Regions from separate parts of the Mus musculus genome. Here region 2 is linked to region 1. A link is a loop called in an ENCODE intact Hi-C map of the cell type or tissue named here. Cell type or tissue: left cerebral cortex. All regions are shown on one strand. Each heading gives the region's core, and the rest is flanking DNA. Links, peaks and the distances in the headings are about the cores only. Region 1 overlaps Ccnyl1 (cyclin Y-like 1). Region 2 overlaps 4933402D24Rik (RIKEN cDNA 4933402D24 gene).

The links. Peaks named below come from ENCODE experiments on the same cell type or tissue, not always from the same donor. Only the 100,000 strongest peaks of a DNase experiment are listed, where the experiment ranks them.
Region 2: a loop joins it to region 1, with 2.2 times the contacts of the local background. A loop is called at or near these places in 3 of 42 quality-filtered maps.

The regions. Positions count from the first base shown.
Region 1 is chr1:64,708,499-64,711,422 of GRCm38, reverse strand. It overlaps Ccnyl1 (cyclin Y-like 1), which reads right to left. Exons shown (of 10, transcript NM_001097644.1): 5 at 1-5. Among named protein-coding and RNA genes, the nearest start is that of Ccnyl1, 19 kb to the right of the region's middle. In left cerebral cortex, for the core only: a CTCF peak has its summit at 1,329 (motif pointing right); a DNase peak (open chromatin) is centred at 1,357.
Region 2 is chr1:63,761,613-63,764,536 of GRCm38, reverse strand. The region is part of intron 2 of 4933402D24Rik (RIKEN cDNA 4933402D24 gene); the gene reads left to right. Among named protein-coding and RNA genes, the nearest start is that of 4933402D24Rik, 6.2 kb to the left of the region's middle. In left cerebral cortex, for the core only: a CTCF peak has its summit at 1,224; DNase peaks (open chromatin) are centred at 470 and 1,163; H3K27ac peaks cover 969 bases.

The sequences.
Region 1 (2,924 bases), core at 129-2,628:
TCACACTGTGAAAGGAAAAAAAATATTTGAAGCAATTTGTTTTCTCATTTTCAAGCAGGGCTGACTTCCCGGGAAGCCCTGATGTCCTGCAGTTAGAACAGTACCATTCTACTTACAGTGCTCTGATTTCTTACACAACTAGACAACATGATTTTAGAAGACATATGATTTCTGTTGACTATGGCCATGTAAAAATGCTTATCTATCCCTCCTATCATTTGCCCTTCTACCTATAGAATCTTTTGTTCTGTGCAAGTTGCAGTATTTGTACATATGTTTAAACTTTAAACAGTAGGAATTTCGGATTAGGTCTCAGATTGCAGATGATATCCATTTAACACCACAGACCATTAGCTCCCTAAAGTAAGTAATGAAAAGTTCTGCATATTGAATAAAAGCATTTAAAATCACTTCTGTATGATTATTAGTAGCAAACTTAGTAAATATGAATGAGTGCCCACAAATCTGCTGATAAGACTAGCTACCCTGAAGTAAGTAGTGCTTTCAGTATAGCACAAGGTATAGTATTAATGGCAGGTATTCCGAATTAGTTTAAGTGAAATATTAGTAAGTAGACACGACCCTTTAGACACTATATTACTTTACTCCTAAGTTTGCCACAGATGATGTAAACTAGGGAACAAAGGGTTCTATTTGCCATCTGCCCATACCATCTAAAATGTAAAGTGAAAATGTTTGAGGGAAGGCAAATCTGAATTTTAGAAGTAGTTGGATATAAATTTAAAAATTTGAACTTTGTAACATTATTGGCATAAAAGATGGATACTTCTACAGTGCTTCAGTTTTACCCTCAGACTGATTTTTAAAATCACACACAAAAAAAATTGGTTCTGAAAAGGACACTAAGACTTACACAACAGTTCACCCAACAACCACTTTTATAGAAAAGGGAGGGGACCAATGTTTAAAACTCATGAATCTAAGGTCCCACACCAGGTGGGCAGGCACAGTTCTTTATTTTCATTAAGCAGTGGCTCCTAAACTTTGCCTCACACCAAAGTCACCCTGATATAAGATTAGCTCAAGGCATTCTGATAAACTGGCATTGGTTTAAGTCTAAGGTAACAAGTTCCCAGGGTGACTCCACTGTGCTGAAAAGGCTGGGAAGGGGTTAAGGAAGATCAAAGGACTTGCTCAGCCACTTTCTGCCAATGGCATTAATGCCTCACTCCCATCTCCTTTCTTAAAGTCATCTGAACTTATCTATGAATTGAAAGGAAGGCAAAACTGAAAAAATGCATGTGCTCACAGACACGGGTTTTTTCATTTATTTTATGTATGAGAATTCTATCTGCAGGTACACCTGCATGCCAGAAGAGGGCATCAGATCCCAGTATAGATGGTTTTAAGCAGACAATGCTCTTAACCAACGAGGCATCTCTCCAGGCCATATTTCTCTTGTCTTAGAAACAAAGTCTCATGTAGCTGAGGTTGGCCCCTAACTTGCTATGTAGCTGAGGATGATTTGAAACTCCTGGATCTTGCCACCTCAGCCTCCCAATTGCTGGGAATGCAGATATGAGCCACCATGTTCACATGCAGGCATGTATACTGAAAAAAGTTGTATGAGTCAAAACAGTTTTTTTTGTTATTGTTTTTGTTTGTTTTGTTTTGTTTTTTGATACAGGGTTTCTGTGTAGCCCTGGCTGACCTGGAACTCACTCTGTAGACCAGGCTGGCCTCAAACTCAGAAATCCGCCTGCTTCTGCCTCCCAAGTTCTGAGATTAAAGGCATGCGCCATCACTGCCCGGCTAAAACAGTTTTTTAATTTCCTCGAAAATCATGCGTTGTTGCCTATGATAAACATTTTTCAAAATTTGCTTTAATCTTTTTGGTAAATGTTTACTTCACCAAGTAAATTTACTGACTTTTAAAATATAATTAAAGAAAACAAATTAAAAACTGTACTTTCAAAAGTAGATTCCTAAAAGTTAGACTACATTGGAATTGGGAGAAGGGGATGAAAACTATTGGTGTGACCAAAGTTACTCTTTAAAAATATACAAATTGCATATAGGAACATCAGAATTATTTGAGTTCAAAATGATCTGAGGACTCTAATGAAACTTCCGTTATCTTTTTAGTCTCACAGATTGAGGCTTTCCTAAAAACCCACACCCAGGAATTATTGAACAGATGATTAACTCAAGACCCGCAGAGGTGGGGCTCAGTTTTTGCTGAAACACAATTTAATCTCAACTGTTGTTTTAAGTGTGAAAGGAAAGATAAACTACAACACATGAGAACTTGCAGATTTTAAATGAAGAAATTACTGATAATTGGCCAGTTTTTTCTAAAGCTAGGATATTAGAAACAAAATTAGAATTATAAGCTCATTATGAGTTTTAGACTGAGGAGTAAAATTAGGGATTAAAAGCATTAGCACTCTAAAATCAAACATTTCCCAAACTATGTTAAATAAAAAAATCAATAGTTAGAAACCAAGGAATCGGGTTCCCTGGGAAGCTCCAACCCTGCGCTCTTCTCCTGTCACTGTCGCAGGAGAACTCACCTCCGACTGTAACCTATGCACGGGGCTGCTCCTGTACTATGGTGCCAGGAGAGGACAAACTACTCAGAGTAGTTTCTGAAACAGTAAGCATTGTTTTAGGCCTATAACTGATCAACCTGGACACATCTATCACGTTCATCAGTGCTTTCACAACATAAATGCACCTGACAGAGGCACATTTTCCCTGGGATTTCTTGTTTGCTAACTGGCTCTCCTTTCCACCATGCAGTCTAAGATAAAATGGAAACTGAAATTTTACACTTAGTCCCTTAAAAATCAGTATCTAATTGACCCCAATGTCTTAAACTTTGTCTTAACATGACAATCAAACGACTGAAACGACCAGGCATGGCTCGGGTGCTCTAGCAGAGGGGTCTGTTGCTCAGCGCT
Region 2 (2,924 bases), core at 160-2,659, 950 kb after region 1:
TGGAAGATTATGCCCCAGTTTCCTGCGGGCAATAGTCCAAATAGGAGAATCAAAATAGCTGTGCAACCATCAAAATCTGTCCCAGAATTCCCCCCCACCCACCCACTGAAGCCGATAACGATGACTACATCATAGGGTCGTTGTGAGAATCAAATCTCTTAATGTAGTGCAGTGCCTACTACAGAGACAGCGGTATCCAACATATACAATGATTAGATTCATTAGTGCCCTGTAAATTCCCAGTGTAAAATACAACAGGGTTACTTCCCCCTTCGATGCCTAGGTTCTGTCATTTTTGAATAAGCTTAGTTGCTATGGTTACCTCCCAAAGACACAACGCTGGAAAAACGTGTTGGAAGATGGGGATTGATGGCAGAAGGCTTTAGTGGACGACACAAAGCAACTTCAGCAGTGGAGACGTTTTAATACATGTGAGCAGTCTCCCTTGGAAACCAAACTCACATTTTGCCAAAATGGAAATGAACCCCAGAAGTGCAGCCTCAGGAACTCTGTGCATGGCCTCTAGACGAGACCCAGACCCCAGATCTCAAGAAGAGACCCAGACCCAAGATCTCAAGAACAGCATCTCTGGCCCTGACCCAACCCCAGAGCACCTCAGTTTCCTCTCCCAGGATCTGACAGTCACAAAGATGTAAGTTGTTAGACAGCCTTCATCAGATGCTATTACTTCTGTGTCGAAGGAAAACAAGGTGGCCAGCAATCAAGTTCAGAAAGAAGTGGGCAGAGCAAAGAAACATACACCATTTGGTGTTTATGCACTAAATAATAATGGGCAATTCCTGCTAAATTCACTAGCAGCCATTGATGTGTGTTCTGGGGGCAGGCAGAGGTCTCACTTCCTCTCAGCCCTGTTCACTGAGCAGAGTGATGTTAACAGCCCAAGCCGAACCCTCCCCTCGGTGTTGCTTATAAATGGGTTTTCATCTATGAAATCAGCCACAGCTCCAGCCACTCTCAGTGAGTGAACAAAAGCTGGCCTGACCCTGCTTCCTGTTTCCAACACAAGCAAACCCAAGGCCCTAAGAGGCCTGGCAGACCCAGGGTATTGTATAGCCAGTCCTACTGAAAAGACTCTTTCTGCCTGGTCATTTTTTCCCAGACATTCCAGGGAGCTGTCCTGCTCTTATTTGAAATTCTAACCAGAAGAAAGTCACCCCTGAAAATACCAGGTGCCCCAATTTTCTTTTCACGATGATTCAGCACCACCTAGGGGACACTGCCATTCATTTCTTGTCTTTTCTGTCTCCAGCTCCTTGTAAAGTACTTCTGTCCTCCTGACTCTTGCCCTATGAGAAAGCCAGAGGAGCTCCTCTGCACATGCTTCTCAGACTTCAGCCTAAGTTCAGCTGGAAATTGTGGGCAATTAGCTTACTGCTCAGTGATCACTGCTGAGAGCTGTGGGTCATATCCATAACTGAGCCACAGGGAATTTGCCTTCCTATTATAAGGAGCACCGGATGCTTAGCATCAACTGTAGGGCATGGCATAGAAATGTACTTATAATATGCATACTGGTCTTTCAGATTGGCTTTTAGCATCCCAATTTTACAGAAGAAATTTAAGGTTATGGAAAGTAGAGAGACTTCCCCAGACTTCAAGTCATGGAAGACTTAGTCTTCACTATAAAATGATTTGTTGATATGCTACTATCAGTTGAGTCTTCATAGCAGTGGGCAGCTCACTTAGGTGAGTTATTATCATTCAAACAGATCACTCTAAAGCCTGTTGTGCCATTCTAATAGCAAATACTCAAAACATACATCTAGGTTGAGGGCACTGCTGTAGGAGCTGTCTGTGAGCTGTAAAACAACACTTCATTACTTGAGCAGCAAGTTGCAGGTTAATTGAAAATATGATGCTATTCCATGATGCTGTGCATGATCATCTTGCAGGTCTGTGATCGTAATCAGTAGGATGGCTTGGGAAATACTGGTATAGTGCTGTGAACTTAAGGTTGGGAGAGGAAGTCAGAACTTGGCTATCCTTTCCCCCTAAATGTTATCTCTTAAGAAAACTACTTAAATCCCTTATCAATGTTCCTAATCTATGGAATTAATATAAAAATTATCAGTAACCACCAAATAAATGCAGCAAGATAAATGAGATCACACTGTAAAATGCTAGTACAGAACCTGGCACATCATTGGCACCTAATAAATGACCATTAAGTTATTTAACTTAATTATTCACTCGGTTCATCATTGACCTTGGCCCGACATGGCTTTCTGCTATTTCTAAAAAGGAAATTGATGGTGAGCAGACTTGGTTACATAAACTGTGCTTTGGTAATATACACTTCATTGAAAACTAAACAACAAAGTTCCTTAGGAAAGGAGGATGATAAAGGATAAATAATCTTTGGATTAGGAGAGCTTCTAGAAATGAGAAATTAAACAATGAAAAAGTTTGTCCTTCCAGACAGCAAATCTCTGGGGTTGGAGCACACACAAGGATATAGTATGTAAACAAAACCTAAGCATCCATCCACAGATGAAGGTATAGCCCAAATACACTGTTTACATACAAGAGAATATCTATTACTGTACTTTAGAAATTCCGACACATCAAAAGGAAAAGGGAAAGTTTCCTGTGAGTCTTCTTTTGAGAGTATTTAATTTATAGGGGTTGGGAGCATGGCTCCGTAGTAGAACACTCATGTGGCATGAAGCATAAAGTCCTAAGTCAGTATGCAGTACTGAAAAAAAAAAAGTACAGATAAAAATTAAATGAGGGTGTGAGGTGGAATCTCCGGATCATTTTGATTTGCATTTCCCTGATGGCTAAGCATGCTGAACATTTCTTAGGTGCTTCTTAGCCATTTGAGATTGCTCAGTTGAGAGCTGTTTAGCTCTGGACCCCAATTTTAATAGGGTTATTTGGTTCTCTAGAATCTAATTTCTTGA